Regions from separate parts of the Homo sapiens genome. Here region 2 is linked to region 1. A link is a loop called in an ENCODE intact Hi-C map of the cell type or tissue named here. Cell type or tissue: endothelial cell of umbilical vein. All regions are shown on one strand. Each heading gives the region's core, and the rest is flanking DNA. Links, peaks and the distances in the headings are about the cores only. Region 1 holds the start of LOC124902722 (a long non-coding RNA gene). Region 2 overlaps PAK1 (p21 (RAC1) activated kinase 1).

Region 1 (11,421 bases), core at 2,237-10,236:
AATTAAGAAAAACTTAATTGAGAGAGGTGACATGCTTCTTAAACATAATTTTAATAGTTGGATATGGGGGGAGGCTGGGCAGATATAAGAGTAAATCCAAAGACATGGAAGCAGGAAATAACAGAGTAGAATTGAAGAATGATAGACTTTGACAGTTTTGAAGGATATATCCAAAGTACTTTTAGAACCCTAAATGTTCCTATGTACCACTATATCAAGAAATTTTTCTCATAAAGTGCACACATGATGCTGAGTATATAGCTACCAAGCTACACGTGCTGTAAAGGATGGACCATTAGCTGGGCTAACTTAGCAACTAACTATGTGACTTGCTTTTTTTAAGTAACACTAGAAATTGATTTCTCCCAGTTCTGGAAGCTGGGAAGTCTGAGATCAGGGTGTTGCAGGGTCAGGTTCTGGTGAGGGACTTCTGGGTTGCAGGCCGCTGACCTCTCATTGCATCCTCACATGTTAAAGAGCAGAGCCCACCAGCCTGCCTTTTCATGTCCATGTCCTAGTGTGCAGGATTCAGATTTAGGTCTCAGAAAAATGAACATGACCACCGTTTACTCAGGAATGGTAAAAGCCTTGAATGTTAAATCCATAAATATCTACTGCCCACAGCAGTTCCATTTGGCTGCAGTGCTCAGCATGAATCATCCCAGAGATGAATCCTGCTTATTTTAAGATGAATGAGAACATTCTATCATTTGTTGGAAATTTCTTAATATTTCTTCTACTTTGATGAATCACTTCTGCATGAACATACCCCATGTTTTGTCTTCTCTCCTATCCCACCTCTTAGCTAAAACAAAGGGAAAATGGATTTGCAGATCAAGAACTGGAGAGGCCCAGCCCTTCAGGAGGCCTCGTAGGCCTCTGCTGACCGTCAGAAGAGTGGCCCATAGTAGCTCCCCGACCATAGGTCAAGAAATACTGTCTTTCTTTTTTTTTTTTTTTTTTTTTTTTTGAGATGCAGTCTCGCTCTTGTTGTCTAGGCGCAATCTCGGCTAATTGCAACCTCTACCTCCCAGGTTCAAGCGATTCTCGTGCCTCCGCCTCCTGAGTAGCTGGGATTACAGGTGCCCGCCACAACACCTGGCTAATTTTTGTATTTTTAGTAGAGATGGGATTTCACCATTTTGGCCAGGCTGGTCTCAAGCTCCTGCCCTCAGGTGATCCGCCCATCTTGGCCTCCCAAAGTGCTGGGATTACAAACGTGAGCCACCGTGCCCGGCCTGAAATACTCTTTTAAGTACAAGCCTTAGAGATAAGCATGACCTTACAGTACTGACTGGGGGAAAAAACCTCTAACCTTGGTCACATCCCAGTTTCTCTCTCCTGCTGCCTCTGGCAGCCTTTAAGCTGTAGAAGAGGAGATTGCAGAAAGAAACACATTTAAGCCGGGCACGGTCTCTATTTTTGTACTAAAAATACAAAAAATTACCCGGGCGTGGTGGTGCATGCCTGTAATCCCAGCTACTCGGGAGGCTGTGGCAGGAGAATCACTTGAACCTGGGAGGCGGAGGTTGCAGTGAGCTGAGGTCGCACCATTGAACTCCAGTCTTGGCAACAACAGCGAAACTCCATCTCAAAAAAAAAGAAGAAACACATTTAAGATTGCACAAAAAAGCAATGACAAAAACAACAGCAAAAAAACACAAAACCGTGGTCTCCACTGCTTGACTCACTGCCAGAAATAGTAGGCACTGGCCAGGCACAGTGGCTCACGCCTGTAATCCCCACACTTTGGGAGGCCAAGGCAGGCAGATCACTGGAGGTCAGGAGTTCAAGACCAGCCTGGCCAACATGGTGAAACCCCGTCTCTACTAAAAATACAAAAATTAGCTGGGCATGATGACATGCACCTGTAATCCCAGCTACTCAGAAGGCTGTGGCAGGAAAATCATTTGAACCCGGGAGGCGGAGGTTGTACTGCACTCTAGCCTGGGCGATAGAGTGAGACTCCATCTCAAAAAAAAAAAAAAAAAAAAAAAAAGTAGGCACTGAAAGAACAAAACCAGGAAGAACCTTTGTCCACCAAGCAAAGCCCTGATGAATAACTGACTAACTGAAGCCTAACTAGGTTTTCAGAAGCTGCAACTGAGGGCTTCAGCAGGCAGGAGCCATGATCAGAGCACTGAGGATTTGAGAAGAAATAAGAACCGATTCGACTCATGGCCACTATCTTGAGATACTAATACTGCAAATCCAATTCTGACAAAAACCTCCAAAACCAAAAAGACACTGTCCTACTTATTAGAAAAATAGTTTTCTATCCTCTTGGTGTTGTAACACATTGAATGGATACTGCAAAAAGAATTAAAGCTGTGCTTCAGCAGATTGCTTAAATCATGAATTAAAAAGGGAGAAAACATTTTTTTTTCAGTAATCCTTGAACTTCATCTCTAAAGGCCTTAAAATATGTAAATTGATAGACTATTGGTCAGCCGTTAAATGTGATCCTTAGGAAGGCTACATAGAGGCGGGCAGATAGCTTGGGCCCAGGAGTTTGAGACCAGCCTCGGCAACATGGACAAACCTTGTATCTACTAAAAATAGAAAAATTAGGCTGGGCGCGATGGCTCATGCCTGTGATCCCAGCACTTCGGGAGGCCAAGGTGGGCGGATCACCTGAGATCAGGCGAGACCAGCCTGACCAACATGGAGAAACTCCATCTCTACTAAAAATACAAAATTAGGTGTGGCAGCTACTCAGGAGGCTGAAGCAGGAGAATCACTTGAACCCGGGAGGCGGAGGTTGTGGTGAGCTGAGACTGAGCCATTGCACACCAGCCTGGGCAACAAGAGTGAAACTCCATCTCAAAAAAAAAAGAAAAGAAAGAAAGAAGATAGAAAAATTAGCTGGGCGTGGTTCTGTTGTCCCAGCTACTTGGGAGGCTAAGGTGGGAGGATCACCTGAGCCCAGGACACGGAGGTTGCAGTGAGCTGAGGCCACACCACGTTACTCTACTCCAGACTGGGCCACAAACCAAGACCCTGTCTGAAAAAAAAAAAGGCTACATAGGGCTGGGCATGGTGGTTCAAGCCTGTAATCCTAGCACTTTGGGAGGCAGGAGGATCACTTGAGCTCAGGAGTTCAAGAACAGCCTGAGCAACGTAGTGAGATCTTGCCTCTACAAAAAATTTTAAAATTAGCCAGATGTGATGGCACACACCTGTGGTCCCAGCTACTCGGGAGGCTGAGACGGGAGGATTGCTTGAGCCCAGGAGGTCGAGGCTGCAGCGAGTTATGATCACACCACTGTATTCCAGCCTGAGGGACAGTAAGACCCTCTCTAAAAAAAAAAAAAAAAAAGAAAAAAAAAGAGGGCTACATAGAAACATGAGTAAATGATCCTTAAATAATGTTGAGTGAAAATAATCAAAATAATAGCCTACGTTTATTTACGATAGAATTTACAAAGAAAAATATGTACTATGAGTATGAATTACAATGAAAATAGTTGTATTAGAATACGAGACTTGGGGTAATCTTTTTTATTTTCTTGAAAATTTTCTTTGATATTCTTAACATAGCAACTGATCAATTAAAATAAATATAATCAAGTAAAGACAAACTATGGCCAGGCGTGGTGGCTCATGCCTGTAATCCCAGCACTTTGGGAGGCTGAGGCAGGAGGATCACTTGAGGTCAGGAGTTCGAGACCAGCCTGGCCAACATGGCAAAACCCTGTTTCTACTAAAAAAAAAAAAAAAAAAATTAGCTGGGCATGGTGGCATGTGCCTGTAGTCCTAGCTACTCGGGAGGCTAAGTATGAGAATCGCTTGAAGCGGGAGGTGGAGGTTGCAGTGAGCCAAGATTGACCCACTGCATTCCAGTCTGGGTGACAGAGCAAGACTCTGTCTCAAACAAAAACAAAAACAAAAACAAACAAACAAACAAAAAATAAAAACAAACTAATGAATACCCAAATTACACATGATTACATATGAAATATTGATTTTCATGTGCTCTGTCCCGTGTCCAAGTTTATAACAGAAAGTATTGATGGGAAATTTGACTTTTATGAGAAACCACAAGTAAATCACTCTAAAAATATAAGTTTTTTAAAAAGCTGAAAATGAGGGATTTGGGTGTGAAAGTGTAAAAAGAAAACCTAACTTAAAGCAATATGTCACCAGGCACAGTGGCTCATGCCTGTAATCCCAGCACTTTGGGAGGCCGAGGTGGGGGGATCACCTGAGGTCAGTAGTTTGAGACCAGCCTGGCCAACATGGTGAAACCCCATCTCTACTAAAAATACAAAATTAGCCAGGCATGGTGGCGGCCACCTGTAATTCCAGCTACTCAGGAGGCTGAGGCTGGAGAATCACTTGAACCTGGGAGGTGGAGGTTGAGCAAGCCGAGATTGCACCCCTGCACTCCTCCAGCCTGAGCGACAGAGCAAGACTCCATCTCAAAAAAAAAAAAAAAAAAAAAAAAAGCAATATTTATATCAGACACAGGACAGGAGGGGACCATGTTGTCCCTTCTGCTGTTCTAGGGAGCCCCATGCAAGGCTCACAGTGTGGTGGTTTTGCAGTTGGGGACCTCTGTATCCAGACTCCAGCTCCATCACTTCCTGGCTGTTGGTCCTTGGTCCAGTTATTAAGCTCTCTAATCCTCAGCTTCCTCCTTTGTAAAGTGGAGATGGAGATAACCTATCTCATTAGATAGTCTTAAACAGTATAAGGCATGTAAAGCAAGCACCTAGCACCTTGCCTAATAGGCAACTCTTCAGTAAATGCTAGTTCCCTTGTCTCTCCAATCTCTTCTCAAAAATGTACCATGTAGAGTGCAGTGGCTCATGCCTGTAATCCCAGCATTTTGGGAGGCTGAGGTGGGCGGATCACGAGGTCAGGAGTTCGAGACCAACCTGACCAACATGGTGAAACCCTGTCTCTACTAAAAATACAAAAATTAGCCGGGCGTGATGGCGCACACCTGTAATCCCAGCTACTCAGGAGGCTGAGGCAGGAGAATCGCTTGAACCCGGGAGGCGGAGGCTACAGTGAGCTGAGATCGTGCCACTGCACTCCAGCCTGGGCAACAGAGCGAGACTCTGTCTCAAAAAAAAAAAAAAAAAAGTACCATGTAAAATTGGACCTACCTGTGACTGAGTTAGTCATCAGGTTATTAGGGATTTATCACTTATTGACTGCCCACTAGCAGACTCAGTGCCTGTAACATAGTAGGCTCCAAGTAAAGATATGTTTGATGGATGGACAAATGGATGGATGGATGGATGGATGACTCAATCTCTGTCTTTAGATCCCTAGAAGAAGAGACACTTGTTTGTTCTATATATACATTTTTTCATTTCTTTTAATTTTTTAATTTTTTATTTTTGTGGGTACATAGTCAGTGTATATATTTGTTTCCTTCCCTCCCTTCCTTCCGTTCCTTTGTTCCTTCCTTCCTTCCTCTCTTTCTCTCTCCCTTCCTTCCCTTCCCTTCCTCCTTCCCTCCCTCCTTCCCTTCCCTTCCCCTTCCTTCCTTCCTTCCTTCCTCTCTCTCTCTTTCTTTCTTTCTTTCTCTTTCTTTCTCTCTCTCTCTTTCTTTCTCTCACTTTGTTGCCCAGGCTGCAATCGCGGTTCACTCCAACCTCTGCCTCCCAGGTTCAAGCCATCCTCCCACCTCAGCCTCCTGAGTAACTGGGCACGCACCACTGCACCCGGCCAGTTCTTGTATTTTTTGTAGAGATGGGGTTTTGCCACATTGTCCAGGCTGGTCTCAAACTCCTGGGCTCAAGGGATCCACCTGCTTTGGCCTCTTAAAGTGCTAGGCGTGAGTCACCACACCTGGCCTTGTCCTATATATTTCTAAAGAATACATTTGAGACCAGGAAGTGCAGTATTAATCTCTCTTTGTTATTTTATTTTTATTTTTTTGAGATGAGGTCTTGCTCTGTTGCTCAGGCTGAAGTGCAGTGGCACAATCATGGCTCACTGCAACCTCTGCCTCCTGGGCTCAAGCCATCGTCCCACCTCAGCCACCTGAGTAGCTGGGACTACAGGCATGTGCCACCATGTCCAACTAATTTTTAAATTTTTTTTATTGGCAGGGTCTCACCATTTTGCCCAGGCTGGTCTTGAATCCCTGGGCTCAAATGATCAGCCCACCTCAACCTCCCAAAGTGCTGGAATTACAGGCATGAACCGCCTGCCCTGGCCTCTTTGTTATTTTGATCAGAGAAAGTGGGTTTGGCTAAACGAAGTCCAGGCTCTTGGGGAGAAGCCCTTGGGAAGAATAGAAGTGAAAAGGAGGCTTCTCTGAGCCAGTCAAACGCTCTCCAGATCTTCAGACTCTGCTGTTCTCACATCCCTAGGCCCAGATACACTTAGTTTCTTTCTGGAGTAGGTAGAAGCTACAAGGAAGCAGTTTTCACATAAAATCAAGAACGATATTCTAATAAACTGACCACACATGGAAAAAGTGCTTCGAAAAAAGGGAGTTTCTCATCACCAGCCCCTGAGATGGAAGAAATATTGCCATAGTTGTTGTTATGTCAGGGAGGGAATTCTAGCTTTGAATTGGTAGTTAGATGAGAAAAACTCCTTTCAGCCTGAGATTTTGTGACTTCATTTATGAGACACTCACGCTCTCACAACTAGGCTTTCGACTGCCACCTAGAGGCTTACTTATGGAAAAGAGAATAAATATTACTACAAATCTGAACCCGAAGAGAACGCTGTTCTTCTTCATTTTGAATTTTCAACTCCGCTTGGGCCTACAGGCATCCCTTCCCTAGGTATTTCTAAGGGCAGAATCTCATAACAGACTAAATGTTATGCTCTTGCAATATCAACACAACTCAACACAGCTACAGGGCAAGGACAGAAACACAGAGGAAGCGTCTTCTCTTTCTCAGCCTCAGAGATAAGGAAGCAAGTAATATACACGACAAAATAAATTACAATGTGAGTTAGACTTTGCCAAACAGCTAATGCAGGTGATTATTGCCATGAAAGTTGAGTCAATGAAGGGATCCCTGTGGTCTGGGGTGGAAGGGCTTTTGGGGAGGGAGTAGAATTAGAGCTAGCTCTTGATGAAGAAATAACCTGGGGAAGGTAAGATGGAGCAGGAACAGATGGAGGTGAGTGTAGCTAAACAGCGTAGGCTTTGGAGTCCAAAAGACTGCATCAAATTCTGAACTGTCTTCACTAGCTGTGACTTTAGCTACTCTCTTAAAGTCTCTGAGCAGCAGCTTCCTCCTCTTATAATGGGGATATGCTCACCTTTCTTGAAAGCATGTTGTTTGGATTAGAGATAATATATGTAAAGTAGCACAATAATAAACACTCACATTGTTGTTGGCATTGCTGTGGATTAGACACCGGGGTGGACCTGGTATGGGCTGAGCCTTTGTGGAAGCACATGAAGTGAGGCCAAGGCAGTGTCGAGTGCTGAGAGAACCCATGACTAGGAGTCAGCAGACCTCAGTTTGAGTTCTTGATTTCATGTCACCAGGCAAATCACTTTCATTTTCTCCAGGCTTGTCTTTCGCATCTGTACAGTGAGGGTATTGGTCTGGAGAAATAATTCTCTACCCTGGCTACTTAGTACATGAGGAGACTGAAAATCACCTGGTGACCATTGAACAGGCCCCAGAGAAAAAGCTCCTTACCTGAGAATTTAGAATTTAGAAGGGAGCAAATAGCACCTGGTGACCATCAAACAGGCCATCCAGAGGCAAAACTCCTTATCTGGGGAAAATTAGATGTAATTAGACTTCCCTACTTTCCAAAGCAGGTATCTGGTTCCTCTGGTTTTTGGTAAAAGATGTGCTCTGGATTACCTCCTAGCTGAAGAGGGAGGAGTCTTTGCTGTCATCAACAAAACCTGTTGCACCTACATTAATGTGTCCGGAGAAGTGGAAACTGATGTCCAAGAAATTTTCAAACAAGCTAAATGACTACACACACTTTCCCAAAGTAACCAAGACTGGACCAAAACTTTTACTAATTGGTTTCCAAAAATCACTTGGCTTCTCCCATTCCTTGGACCTTTGTTCCTTGTCATTCTTCTTTTAATATCTGATCCCTGCTTTTTTTTTTTAACATGCTCATTAAATTTATATCTTCCAGATTGCAAAGATTCCACCTACAGATGGCTATGCAATCCCAATACCAGCCTGTAACAGCAACTTCCATTTGCATGGGGCCTTTTGATGGAACCCGGTTTTCCCTGTCCTGAACGAGTTTTTCGTGACCCTTCATTCCCTTCATGACAGAGCAAGAAAGGAAAAAATGCAACCTATCCCTTCAATGCCCCCTTTCAGCAGGAAGTAACCAGACTCCACACTCCTCTTCACTGTGGTGTTTTCCCTTTCTTGAGACCCCAATTGTCAGGCCTGAGCCCAAGCTAAGTGATCATATCCCCTGCGACCTGCACATATATATCCAGATGGCCTGAAGCAACTGAAGAACCACAAAAGAAGTGAAAATAGCCAGTTCCTGCCTTAACTGATGGCATTCCACCACTGTGATTTGTTCCTGCCCCACCCTAACTGACCAATTGACCTTGTGACATTCCTTCTCCGGGGCAATGAATCTCAGGAGCTCCCCACCAAGCATCTTGTGACCCCCACTCCTGCCCACAAGAGAACAACCCCCTTTAACTGTAATTTTCCACTACCTACCCAAATCCTATAAAACTGTCCCACCCCATCTCTCTCCCTTTGCTGACTCCTTTTTCAGATTCGCCCACCTACGCCCAGGTGATTAAAAAGCTTTATTGCTCACACAAAGACTGTTTGGTGGTCTCTTCACACGGACGCATGTAACATTTGGTGCTGAAGACCTGGGACAGGGGGATTCCTTCAGGAGACTGGTCCCCTGTCCTCGCCCTCACTCCTTGAGGAGATCCACCTACGACCTTGGGTCCTGAAATCAGCCCAAGGAACATCTCACCAATTTCAAATCAGGTAAGTGGTCTCTTCACTCTCTTCTCCAGCCTCTCTCACTACCCTTCAGTCTCCCTGTGCTTCCAATTCCAGCTCTTTTTCCTCTCTAGCAGAGACAAAGGAGACACATTTTATCCGTGAACTCAAAAACTCCAACGTCGGTCACAAATTTAGGAAGACAGTCTTCCCTTGGTGTCTGATCACTGCAGGGATGCCTGCCTTGATCATTCACCCACATTCCATTGGTGTCTGATCACTGCGGGGATGCCTGCCTTGGTCATTTACCCACATTTCCTTGGTGGTAAGTCAACTGTGGGGATGCCTGCTTTGGCTGCTCACCCATATTACAGCCCAGGGCTGCTCACCCCTGCCCTCCACCCTGTGTCTCTACCTTTCTCTTTAGACTTACCTCCTTCACTATGGGCAACTTTCTGCCCTCCATTCCCCCTTCTTCTCCCTTAGCCTGTGTTCTTAAAAACCTAAAACCCCTTCAACTAACACCTGACCTAAAACCTAAACATCTTATTTTCTTCTGTAATACCACTTGGCCCCAATACAAACTCGAAAATAGTTCCAAGTGGCCAGAGAATGGCACTTTCGATTTGTCTATCCTACAAGACCTAGATAATTTTTGTCGAAAATTGGGCAAATGGTCTGAGGTGCCTGACGTCTAAGCATTCTTTACACATTGGTCCCTCCCTAGTCTCTGCTCCCAATATGACTCGTCCCAAATCTTTCTTCTTTCTCTCCTGTCTGTTCCTTCAGGCTCCACCCCAAGCTCTGAGCCCTTTGAATCCTCCTTTTCTACAGACCCATCTGACCTTTCCCCATTCCCCAGGCTGCTCCTCGCCAGGCCAAGCCAGATCTCAATTCTTCCTCAGCCTCTGCTCCTCCACCCTATAATCCTTCTATCACCTCCCCTCCTCACACCCGGTCCGGCTTACAGTTTCGTTCCGTGGCTAGCCCTCCCCTACCTGCCCAACAATTTCCTCTTACAGAGGTGGCTGGAGCTGAAGGCATAGTCAAGGTTAATGCTCCTTTTTCTTTATCCGACCTCTCCCAAATCAGTTAGCGTTTAGGCTCTTTTTCATCAAATATAAAAACCCAGCCCAGTCCATGGCCTGTTTGGCAACAACCCTTAGACACTTTACCACCCTAGATCCAGAGGGGCCAGAAGGCCGTCTTATTCTTAATATGCATTTTATTATCCAATCCACTCCTGACATTAGAAAAAGCTCCAAAAATTAGATTCCGGCCCTCAAACCCCACAACAGGACTTAATTAACCTTGCCTTCAAGGTGTACAATAATAGAGAAGAGGCAGCCGAGCGGCAGTGTATTTCTCAATTGCAATTACTTGCCTCCACTGTGAGAGAAACCCCAGCCACATCTCCAGCACATAAGAACTTCAAAACGCCTAAACCATAGCAGTCAGGCATTCCTCCTGGACTTTTTCCCCCAGGATCTTGCTCCAAGTGCTGGAAATCTGGCCAGTGGGCCAAGGAATGCCCACAGCCTGGGATTCCTCCTAAGCCATGTCCCATCTGTGCAGGACCCCACTGGAAATCAGACTGTCCAACTTGCCCAGCAGCCATTCCTAGAGCCCCTGGAACTCTGGCCCAAGGCTCTCTGACTGACTCCTTCCCAGATCTTCTCGGCTTATCAGCTGAGGACTGACGCTGCCCAATCGCCTCGCAAGCCTCCTGGACCATCACAGACACTTCAGGTAACTGCTACAGTGGAGGGTAAGTCCATCCCTTTCTTAATTGATAAGGAGGCTACCCACTCCACATTACCTTCTTTTCAAGGGCCTGTTTCCCTTGCCTCCATAACTGTTGTGGGTATTGACGGCCAGGCTTCTAAACCTCTTAAAACTCCCCCACTCTGGTGCCAACTTGGACAACATTCTTTTATGCACTCTTTTTTAGTTATCCCCACCTGCCCAGTTCCCTTATTAGGCCGAGTCATTTTAACCAAATTATCTACTTCCCTGACTATTCCTGGGCTACAGCCACATCTCATTGCTGCACTTTTACCCAACTCAAGGCCTCTTTTACATCCTCCCCTTGTATCTCCCTACCTTAATCCATAATTATGGGATACCTCTACTCCCTCCTTGGTGACCAATCATGCATACCTTATCATCCTGTTAAAACCTAATCACCCTTACCCCACTCAATGCCAATATCCCATCCCATGGCATGCTTTAAAAGGGTTACAACTCCCCTATCCTACCTGTCCAAAAACTGGACAAGTCTTGCAGGTTGGTTCAGGATCTTTACCTTATTAATCAAATCATCCTTCCCATCTATCCTATAGTGCCAAACCCATATACTCTCCTATCCTCAATACCTCCCTCCACAACCCATTATTCTGTTCTGGATCTCCAAGATGCTTTCTTTACCATTCCTTTACACCCTTCATCCCAGCCTCTCTTCGCTTTCACTTGGACTAACCCTGACACCCATCAGTCTCAGCAACTTACCTGGGCTGTACTGCTGCAAGGCTTCAGG
Region 2 (11,421 bases), core at 1,079-9,078, 170 kb before region 1:
GGAATCAGATGCCTATTGCCATTAACTCTTTTCCATTTCAGTTTTATCATCTACAAGGATAATAACTTACCTCAGTAAGCTCCTGTGAGGATTCAGAGAGTCAGTAAGAAAGGATCCAACAGGTTGCAAGGCACTGAACGTGTGAATATTGTTTTTTATAATCAATATGTGTAAAAATGACTCCGAATAAACCAGTCCCCACTGGTGGAAGCATGGTTCAAAGTATTTTGATGGTGACTCGGTATTGTGTTAGAACTTAACCACTCTTCTGCTTAAGTTCTTTAAGCGTCTCATCACCTTTAAGATAAGTCAAACTCCTACATGATCTGTCCTGCTTACCAATCCTCCTCATCACCCACCTCTACTTCCTTCACTATTCACATTCTAGTCATAACCACTTCGCAGTTCCCTGTGCAAGTATGCCTCATGAACTTCCTTGCCCACATACATGCTATTCTCTTTCTGTGTGGAATACCCGCATTTCCCCTTAATCCCTGCTCTAGATAACTAACTCATTCAGCTCAGACTTTACCATCAGGAAGCTTTCTCTGACACATCCAACCTTTCATTCAGTAAATGTTTACCAAATGCCAAGACTTGCCAGATGCCAAGGATATAACAATTAACAAGTCAGAGACAGCCCCTGGCTTCATGAAGGTTAGCATGCTGCACTATAATTGTCTGTCTGTGCCTTCAAGCACAAACAGGAATCATGAAGAACTGGCTGCTTGAGGTCTTCAACCTCAAGACTGGGAGGTTCTTAGGTACTGGGACATGTCTGACCATCTCTGTAATGTCACTTATTCACACCGGACTTGGCATAGGATAAACTAGGGCTTTTGCAAATGTTTAGTAAATCAATATGGCATAACCACCTATGTACAAGAGACAACATCAGATGTAAAAAATAAATAGCAACCAGGTGTGGTGGCTCACACCTGTAATCCTAACACTTTGGGAGGTCGAGGCAGGAGGATCACTTGAAGCCAGGAGTTTGAGAACACATAATGAGAACCACATCTCTACCAAAACTTTTAAAAAATTGTCTGTCTGACAATTTGACATCACACTCAATAAGCTGAGTGTGATGGCTTATACCTGTAGTCCCAGCTATTCAGAGGGCTGGGGCAGGAGCATCATTTGAGCCCAGGAGTTTGAGTTTACACTGAGCTATGATCACACCATTGCACTCCCGCCTGGGCAACAGAGCAAAACCTCGTCTCTTTAAAAAAAAAAAAAAAAAAAAGCAGTATTCTCTTATATGCATCACATTTTACTATTTATAGGACCCTTTCAAATACATCAACATCACATTTTATCCCTGTAAGTGCCCTGGGAAATAGAATTTGTAAGTTAAGAGAGACAGAGAGATCATCTAGTTTACTCTCCAGCCAATTCTTCATGATTTCTATAACATCCATTTGAGTGTCAAAGCATTCATTACAACTTCAGAGGACAGAATGAATGACTTTAAATGAATAAAATCTGCTCCCTTCAACAATTAGTACTAATCTTGGTTTTGCAGACTCCATAGACCAAAGAGGAAATTTTCTTCTAAGTGTAGGTATCTGAAGACATGTCCAGGTGAGGGCACAGTGTATCATCCTCATTTTATTGATGAAGAAATTGAAGCTCAAAGAGGCAAACTGACTTTCCCAAGGTTCAAAGCTACAAATTAAAACTGAGTCTAAAGCCATACCTTCTGGTTCCAAAATTAGAATTTCTAGAACATTTTACGACTATTATGAATCCATAAAAATTAAAAATAAAAAAATTATCACAAAGAAAGAATTTCTAGGACATTAAAGCTGAAAGGGATACCCCCTATTTATTATATCTAATTTCTTTATTGGATAGATAGGAATTCTGAGGCCAAGGGTGCAGGAGTGACTAATATGAGTGCCTCCCAGCTCAGGCTCTGCCTCTACCACACTGTCTTGATCCTTACCTCCACATCTGCCCACATCAAAATAGAGTAAATAAAGACTTACCAAGGCATTAGAAGAATTGTAATCCTCAGCTGACTTATCTGCACAGGAAGAAAAACAAGGGACTTAGTCAATAACAGTTACAGTTAAATTTTTCTGGACAGCAAAAGAAGTCTATCTGGTCAAGCACGTGCCAGATTCAGAGAATAGTAATAGTATGACTGGTACTACAGGCTAGATATCATGCTAAATGCATTATACATATCACCTTCTTTAATCCTCATTATGGCTCTGAGTACTATTATTATATCTACTTTTATTGATTTGGAAACAAGTTCAGAGATGTTAAGTACAGTTGGGTGTGGCTTAGCAATGGGGTATGTTCTGTGAAATGTGTCATCAGGTAATTTGGTCATTATGTGAACATCATAGAGTGTACTTACACAAACCTAGACGGTATAGCCTGCTACATACCTGGGCTATATTGTATAGCCTATTGCTTTCTAGGCTACAAACCTGTACAGCACGTTACTGCAGGCAACTGTAACACAACGGTAAGTATTTGTATATCTAAACATAGAAAAGGTACAATAAAAAATATGGTTTACAAGGTAAATAAAAGGATACACCTATATGAGCACTTACCATAAATAGAGCCTGCAGGACTGGAAGTTGCTCTGGGTGAGTCAGTGAGTGAGTGATGAGTAAATGTGAAGGCCTAAGTAGGACATTACCAGTGTACACTTAGGCTATGCTAAATTTATTTTAAACTTCAGGAATCACTAGGTGATAAGAATTTTTCAACTCCCTTATAATATTAATTATCAGACCACCATTGTATATGCGGTCTGTTGTTGTGGCACATGACTGTTATTTGCCCAGGGTACACACAGGTTAAAGAGAGGAATTAGATTTGAATTCTGGTCTCATTCTAAATACTACGCTAGAACTGTATCCACATCATCAGCTATATCACTGTCAGGCTTAAATGGCCAAGAAAATCTGCATTCTAAAAGAAAAGGAAAGAATCCATAGCACCATCCTGAGTCATCCATGCCAAAACATGGCCAGTCTCCAGTTTCAGCTTTCATAAAGGATCCTTCTATATCCATATCTACTGCCCACAAGGACAAAAGGACTAAGGTTGAGGAAAAGAGAGGTATTGATCCTGTCAAGTCTAATTAAAGGTAGGGTCTTGTTTTCCAAGAATAGAATCAAGCTCCCTCAATGAAGCAATTACCATGTTTCACTGATTCTGAGATGTACATTTTTTCACATTAACGTCTCTGAAACAGAGGTGTGTCCTACTTTCTAAAGCATGTTATGGTTTAATTGGCAGCTTTATTTTCTTTGATTGGTATGCAAATAATTGTACATCTTACAATCAGTGGTATCTTAGACTTCATAAAATTTGAAAGAGAGACCCAATGGAGATCTTAGGAAGAAAGTAAGTTTAAAGACCAGGTAATGTCTTCAGTTTTGTTCTTTAATTCCCCTGGGTCCAAGAAAAACTGACTGCCAATTCACCACTAATAGAATTAAGGAGGGGAAATATTCTACCAAATCCAATATATTCCTCACCAAGAACCAAGCCCAGAGAATGTACAATTCCAATTCCATCATGTAAAAAAGTGCTAGATACAGCTTCTTTGACACTACAGCAAATCATGAACCCACAAAGCAGGAAATAAGGCAAGCTCTGACAACTTGTTCTTATAACAAATCCAGAATAGCTAGCAGTATTCTGGAGAAATAAATTCAGGATATACTTTAAACATAATTCGTTTGTTTTTTCTTGTCCAAAAGACTATAGACTATCAACTTTGGCAGAGTACAACACTATGCCTTCACTGCACTACCCCCAACTTTACGTACTGCTAGTATTTTTGAAGATTGGGTATTTTGGTAATAGGCATACTTGTTATGTCATATAAAAATAAGTAAACACTCCCTTTAAAGGTGATGAACTTCTATATATCAAAATCAAATTCCAAAGCACAGAATGATGGAACAGAAAGTGCTTCCAGCACTTTCATTTTACAGATGAGCAAAATGAGGTGCAGAAAAGGAAAAAGATTGGTTCAAGGTCACGTAAGTCAGTGGCAAAATAGGGCTAAGACCCAGTTGAGTTGTCAATCTAGTCTACTTTTTCCCTATTACATTAGCTACTAACAGGTATAAAAAATTAAGTGTTGCCAGGCACATGGCTCACGCCTGTAATCCCAGCACTTTGGGAGGCCAAGGTGGGTGGATCATGAGGTCAATAGGTCAAGACCAGCCTGGCCAATATGGTGAAACCCCATCTCTACTACAAATACAAAAATTAGCCAGGCATAGTGGCATGCACCTGTAGTCCCAGCTACCTGGGAGGCTGAGGCAGAAGAATTGCATGAACCCAGGAGGCAGATGTTGCAGTGAGCCGAGATCGCGCTGCTGCACTCCAGCCTGGGTGACAGAGTGAGACTCCATCTCAAAAAAAAAAAAAAAAAAATTAAGTGTTGAAAAAATAGAAATACTTGACAAAAAAATTAGCATGGAAGATTGTGCTTCGGTTATAGGCAGCAAAGGAGTTAAAGGCCCAACTTAAAATACATTTCCATCATGTATCAGCTGAGTCACTTGGGGTATGTCATTTAACTTCTCTGAGCCTAATTAATTTCTTTGAGTATATAAAATGAGCATAATAGTCCTTGCCCTGCCAATCTAAGGCCATCATAAGAATCACATGAGGGAGCCAGGCTCAGTGGCTCACACCAGTAATCCCAGAACTGTGGGAAGCCAAGGTGAGCAGGTCACTTGAGGTCAGGAGTTCCAGACCAGCCTGGCCAACATGGTGAACTGTCTCTATTAAAACACAAAAATTAGCTGGGGGTGGTGGTGCATGCCTGCAGTCCCAGTTACTCAGGAGGCTGAGGCAGGAGAATCACCTGAGCCCAGGAGGCACAGGCTGCAGTGAGCCAAGATCACACCACAGGACTCCAGCAAAAGAATCACATGAGGTAATTCACATGTGAGCATATACAAATGAGGTAGTATTATCATAACTAATAGTATAAGAGGATGGTAAATAGGGAAAGGAGAGATATGACACTTAAAAAAACCTATACCAAATATGCAATTTTGCCTAGAGTTGGCCCTAGTCTTCAACTTATAGAAAATTAAAATTCTTGCATACATATATATACATGTGCACAAATTTATACATACAAAAGTAGATGTACACACGTATCTGTACATATACACTCAATATTATTCATATGTGCATGCATGAATGAACATACACATAATTACCTGAATGTTTATATTTATACATATGTTCGTTCATGAATACCTGAGTGGACTTTATCTTTGTTCATGAATACTTAAGTAGGCTTTAATTCCAAATATATGCAAACCCACAGGGCTATGTCTCTGTTTACATACACATTTACATGCCACTAGCACATATTTACATACATACATGCAGGAAAGATCCTTGCAAAGACTTGGCCACTGAGGTTTTCAAAGACAGCCTCTAACCTGATGTTTCCATGACAAGTTCCTTAAACACAAACTCTAATTTCCTGACTAGAAAACTTTCCCACTCAGTAGCCCTCCAGCCCAATTCCTCCTTGAAATGACTCAGTCCCTCAATGGAGTAAGTGAGACAGACTCAGCGGGGCCAGACGAGAGGAAGGAAATACTGCTGGGCACATGCATGGCCCTCTCCTGGGCACCACCATAGCAGCATGAGTGAAGCTGCAGCCTGTCATCTCCACCATCTGTGCCCTTGAAACAAGCCAGATACTGGCTGGGGAAAGCATCCTTCAAAATTCACTAGTTCATCCTGGTTCTCACCTTCCCAACAATACTGCCATTTGAAGGAGGCAACATGAGTAAAGAGCCTAGAAATTAAAAGATTAGCCCACTATTAATTTAGCATATTAGAAAGGCCTTCTTTGGTTCTCACACCTGCAAAACAATGGAAAGCTGGTCCGCTGTGGAAGGAGAGCCTCCAAATAACATTATTAGGGGCAAGTAGTAAATTCAAAAGGTGATGTTACAGGAATTAGGAGACCTGGGTTCTAATCCCAATTCTGCTATTAAAAACACTCTGAAAAATATAGTCCCTTCTACCGAGGGTACATCTAAAGAAACTTATTCTTTATTGGCCTGTTTTTCATTTAACTAATAAAAATTAGTTCCCTGAGGAAGACATACATTAATGTTATTAAATAACTAATAATAATATTAACAATAATGATGACAATGATAGCTACATTTCTATGGTGATGTTTTACAACTTATAAAGAACTCTCACATCAATCAGCTCACTTATTTCTCACTATAACCTCTTTTTTTTGAGACAGGGTCTCACTCTGTTGCCCAGGCTGGAGTGTAGTGGTGTGATCCTTGCTCACTGCAACTCCACCTCCCAGGCTCAAGTGATCCCTTCTCCTCAGCTTCCCAAGTAGCTGGGACCACAGGGATGCACCACCACACCCGGCTAATTTTTGTATTTTTTGTAGAGACAGGGTTTTGCCACGTTGCCCAGACTGGTCTCGAACTCCTGACCTCAAGCGATCCTCTTGCCTTGGCCTCCCAAAGTGTTGGGATTACAGGCGTGAGGCACTGCGCCCAACCATTTCTCACTACAGCCTCTTGAGATAGGAATTCCCATTTTGAGATGCAAAGAAATGAAGTGACTGGTAGAACCTAGTAAAGGTCAGAATCTAGACCTTCTAGCATAAAACCTGTGTTCTCTCTATATAATACCATGCTATTTTTAAAAAAACGTGTGCAGTGACAGAGTGAAGACTCAAGTTTGATGCAAAGTCCATCATCTTGGCTGTCAAATTCCAAAATTCCACGTTAAAGTGCCACTTCCACTCTTTCCACTACTTTCTTCTCTCATCCCAGACTAATAGGCATGTGAGCTTTCCCACCCAGATTAAAACCATCTCTTGCTGAGACTGCCCTGGACGCAGTTCTCATACCTGTAAAGCTCATGTATTTCTGGCTGTTGGATGTCTTCTTCGAGTTGTAAAACTCCAACACATCCAGAACAGCCTGCGGGTTTTTCTTCTGCTCCGACTTAGTGATATTTGATGTCTGAAGCAAGCGGGCCCACTGCTCTGGCATTCCCTGTAAGAGAGACATGCAAGACTAACAGGAAGGCACAGTCACAGGGGAGCCTGAAAGAACATCAGAGCTAACTTTGACACTTGCTAGCAGCAAAAGATGCATTTATTAGTCATTCCTTTCTCTCTATACTCTCAGAGTTTACACAAGCCTCTTTTATAATATCTTTCTCATTGAATTAGTCATTTCTTAAGATGTCTGCTCCTTCACCAGGCTATACCTCCAGGATGGTAGGATAGGATGTTGTTCCTGCATGATCAGTGCCCCACACAGAGCCTGCTACCAAGCCTACCATTTAACAGAGGTTTATTATTTAAGGAACGGAGATGGAAAGGCTTCTCTGGATACAATTTTGGCGATGAAAGTGTCCCACTCATGAACGTGAGAAAATTGTAATCAGGGTCTCAGGCAAAGATAGAAGCATCAGGAAGATGAGAAAGGGTTGAATCTAACAGTGCACAGCCAGAACTCTAAAAGACTAAAGACCTTTCTGTGACCCAGGACTTACCGTAAACTCCCCTGTGACAGCATCAAAACCGACATGAATTGTGTGTTCAAAATCTGAAGGGAGAGAAATCTCTGGCCGCTCTTTCTCTTTCTTTTTATTTGCTGCAAGAGAAACAGGCAAAAGGAAATAAAAAACAGGAACATTATTGTTTTTAGGCTTATTTTAGCTCTTTATTGAGCTGTAGTCTCCTTGAGAGGGCAAAGTCTATCTATTAATATTTCACATATGTAGAAGAGCTCAGTTACGGATCTGGATTGGAGCAGATACTCAATGCATGTTTAAAGACTTAATTTCTTGTTGAACTAAAGTACGGGAGGTGGCCGGGCACGGTGGTTCATGCCTGTAATCCCAGCACTTTGGGAGGCCAAGGCAGGCAGATTGCTTGAGTCCAGGAGTTCAAGACCAGCCTAGGCAACATGGCAAAACCCTGTCTCTGCAAAAATACAAAAATTAGCTAGACATGGTGGTGCATGCCTGTAATGCCAGCTACTTGTGAAGCTGAGGCAAGAGGATCATTTGAGCCCAGGATGTAGAGGTTGCAGTGAGCTGAGATCACGCCACTGCATTCCAGCCTGGGTGACAGAGTGAGGCCCTGTCTCAAAAAAACAAAAAACAATAAAATAAAGGGAGAGGCAAAAAGATCGTCTGTCAGAGTTAACAGTTCTGGTTTTACCAGTAACTAGCCAGTTGATATAGAGTAAGTCATCTTTTTTGTGAAGCCCTCCTTGATCTCTAGGCTGGGTGGTTCTTTACCCTCTCTGTTCCCACAGCACCCAATATATGTAATAGTAATTGACTATTATAAGTGTTTATCTTCCATACCAGACTGAATTCTAAGTGCAGAGGCCATGTCAAATTAATCACAGCTTCCCAGAGGCTAGCACACACCTGGACAAAGTAGGTGCTCAGACAGTAAGTGAAGAAAGGAAAAAATGACCAGACATTTAACTCAACTGGGCAAGGAGTTTAAAGAATCTGCCTAAGACACAAAAATTCTCTCCAGGGCAGGAATAAATGTTCATTTCAGCAGCTCTGGCCTGACTTTCACAACACTTGTTACCCAGCACCTGTGAACCTTATTTTAAAACCCTGCTGTCTGGGAGCTCAACACACTAACCAAAAGAAATTCTGAAGTTCTAACACCTCCACAGACCCAGCAAAACCCTGATAAAAGGTAGCAAAATGAGAAGGAAAAAACAAAAAGGTCTAGAGTTCAAGCCAGTTTCACCTCTACCTCACCACAGAGTGTGTGTGTGTGTGTGTGTGTGTGTGTGTGTGTGTGTAGAGAGAGAGAGAGAAAGAGAGACCAGGATCTCTGCTTTCTCATCTAAACAAGGGAGAGGATGAGCTAGATGATCTTAAGGGTCCCTCAAGCACCTACATTCTGTGAATCTATGAAAACAAGAAACTATGCTTTCTCAAAGCTCTGCAGTTAAGATTCCTTCCTGAGATGGCATCCCACAGTTTTAAATAGGTATTTCATACATATCATCTAATACAATCACCACAATCCTGAGGTAAGTTTTACTTGTAGATTAGAAAATTTGGGAGCAGACTTGCCTACAATCATTAAGTAATTAAAATCCAAAAAGTCTGGCATCAAAGCCAAGGCTCTTCACATTCTATTTTACCTCCCCTAAAAAATTTCAAGTTGAATCAAGAAAACATACTTCAGTGTAGTAAGAAGAAATGACATTAAGAACTTGCCATGTATACAAACCATGATGTCAATATAGTATTTTTCTTCATTCTTACAATCCTACAAGATAGATATTACTACCGTCATTCTTACAATCCTATGAGATAAATACTACTACTGTCATTTTACAGATGAGGAAACTGAGTAATTTACTCATACAGCTACTGAGAGCTGGGATTTGAACCCAGGTCTGATTCCAAACGTTCATTCTTCAGTATCTTAATGAGAACCATTTGCCTACATGCCAAGTGCTAGGGTTTAAGCTATTTATGCACTTGGCAATTTCCCTCTCAGAAGCAGCTGCTTTGAGAAAGAGAAGGCTAAGGGGTATACCAGGGCCCCAAGTCAAGCAGTCCTTTATGACGTAAGTCCATCTGTCTTTCTCATAGCCAGAATGCACTGGAACATGTGGCAGGGCTTTGGAACTACTTTCTGTTTCTAAATTCCCTCTGATCTAGTCACTTAGGGAAGTACAATTATATTTGTGTTTTATTTCAATTTTTATTTTCTATATCTATGCATGTTTATACATTATTTCTATTATATATAATTGATATACTATATAATACATCACAGGCATGAACTGTCAAATGCATAAGAAACTTTGGTAAAGGAGACCCAAAAAGAAAGTTAGCTCAAAGCATGAGTGGTTTACAGAAAAGAGTTCCAGAGAAATGAAATCATTTAATACATGAACACACAGGGTAATGCTAAAGTCAGCTCTGCTTCTACTGAGCACTCTTTACCCTGCAACCTTTGAATATACCTCACATATTCCCACCTCCAACTTTTTGCTTGCTTTTTCTTCTCCTTGTTTGGAATGCTCTCTTCTCCTTCTCCCTATCTCAGCAATCTTTTAAAGACTGGCTCAGGTCCCACTTTTTCCAGGAAGGATTTCCTGACCTTTCTTCTTCCTGTTAATTCCCAAGACACTGAGTCTGCTACACCACCAAGCATCTAGTCATTTCCTATCTTATATAATTCCTTGCTAGTTTAAAAATCCAAAATGTAAGCTTCTTGAGGACCAAAATTACCACTTCCAATTACAATCCCTGTACTTCTGAATTTCAATACAGCACATGGCTTACTTAGTTGAAGAACACTCTAGAAAATATTAGGGAATGGCCGGGCACGGTGGCTCACGTCTGTAATCCCAGCACTTTGGGAGGCTGAAGCAGGCGGATCACTTGAGGTCAGGAGTTCAAGACCAGCCTGGCCAACATGGTGAAACTCCATCTCTACTAAAAATGCAAAAATTAGCTGGGCGTGGAGACACATGCGTGTAATCCCAGCTACTCAGGAGGCTGAAGCATGAGAATAGCTTGAACCAGGAGGCAGAGGTTGAAGTGAACTGAAATTGTACCACTGCACTCCAGCCTGGGTGACAGAGTGAGGCTGTGTCTCAAAAAAATAAAGAAAGAAAATATTAGGGAGTGACTCTAGAGACCATGATCCCATTCCCTGAGGAAAGAGGCCCAGGGATGTAAGTTGACTTGTCCTGATTCACAGAGCACAGGACTGTAGTCTACCTGATCAAGTCTTTCACTCTTTATTATACCCCTGATCCCTACTGAGATTTGACTGGTATCAACTACTAACTGAAATAACAGTTTAACATAGATTAGACGCGGAGTACAAGAATAGCAATGACTTGGTTGAAGTGGGAGAGGAGAGAAGTAAAAGGAACGGGGAAATCTAGGTGGCAGGATTTAGCTTGGGTACTGTGTAATTTTTTTTTTTTTTTTTTTTGAGACAGAGTCTCACTCTTGTTGCCCAGGCTGGAGTACAATGGCGTGATCTCAGCTCACTGCAACCTCCACCTCCCCGGTTCAAGCAATTCTCCCTGCCTCAGCCTCCCAAGTAGCTGAGATTACAGGCACCCGCCACCATACCCAGTTACTTGTTGTATTTGCAGTAGAGACAGGGTTTCACCATGTTGCCAGGCTGGTCTCGAACTCCTGAACTCGGGTGATCCACCCACCTTGGCCTCCCAAAGTGCTGGTATTACAGGCATGAGCCACCACGCCCGGCCTGGTACTGTGTAATATTTAGACTGAGTATTCACCAGTTGGGGATCACCAGCAGAAAACAGGATTCAAGAGGCAGGAATACAGGAGAGAAATGGAGAAGTCATACAGTCCCAGAGCCACCTGGAACCCAATTAA

Evidence for each region. Hi-C counts contacts between places; a loop is a spot of excess contacts. Peaks named below come from ENCODE experiments on the same cell type or tissue, not always from the same donor. Only the 100,000 strongest peaks of a DNase experiment are listed, where the experiment ranks them.
Region 2: a loop joins it to region 1, with 2.1 times the contacts of the local background. A loop is called at or near these places in 7 of 110 quality-filtered maps.

Annotation. Positions count from the first base shown.
Region 1 is chr11:77,541,826-77,553,246 of GRCh38, forward strand. LOC124902722 (a long non-coding RNA gene) reads right to left here and starts at 1,482. Exons shown (of 3, transcript XR_007062794.1): 1 at 1,448-1,482. RefSeq lists an enhancer at 7,318-7,387. In endothelial cell of umbilical vein, for the core only: a CTCF peak has its summit at 6,645 (motif pointing left); a DNase peak (open chromatin) is centred at 6,606.
Region 2 is chr11:77,372,337-77,383,757 of GRCh38, forward strand. PAK1 (p21 (RAC1) activated kinase 1) reads right to left here. Exons shown (of 15, transcript NM_002576.5): 3 at 7,558-7,658; 4 at 6,905-7,052; 5 at 1,992-2,029. Among named protein-coding and RNA genes, the nearest start is that of GDPD4, 76 kb to the left of the region's middle. In endothelial cell of umbilical vein, for the core only: no CTCF peak of the experiment used is centred there; a DNase peak (open chromatin) is centred at 5,525.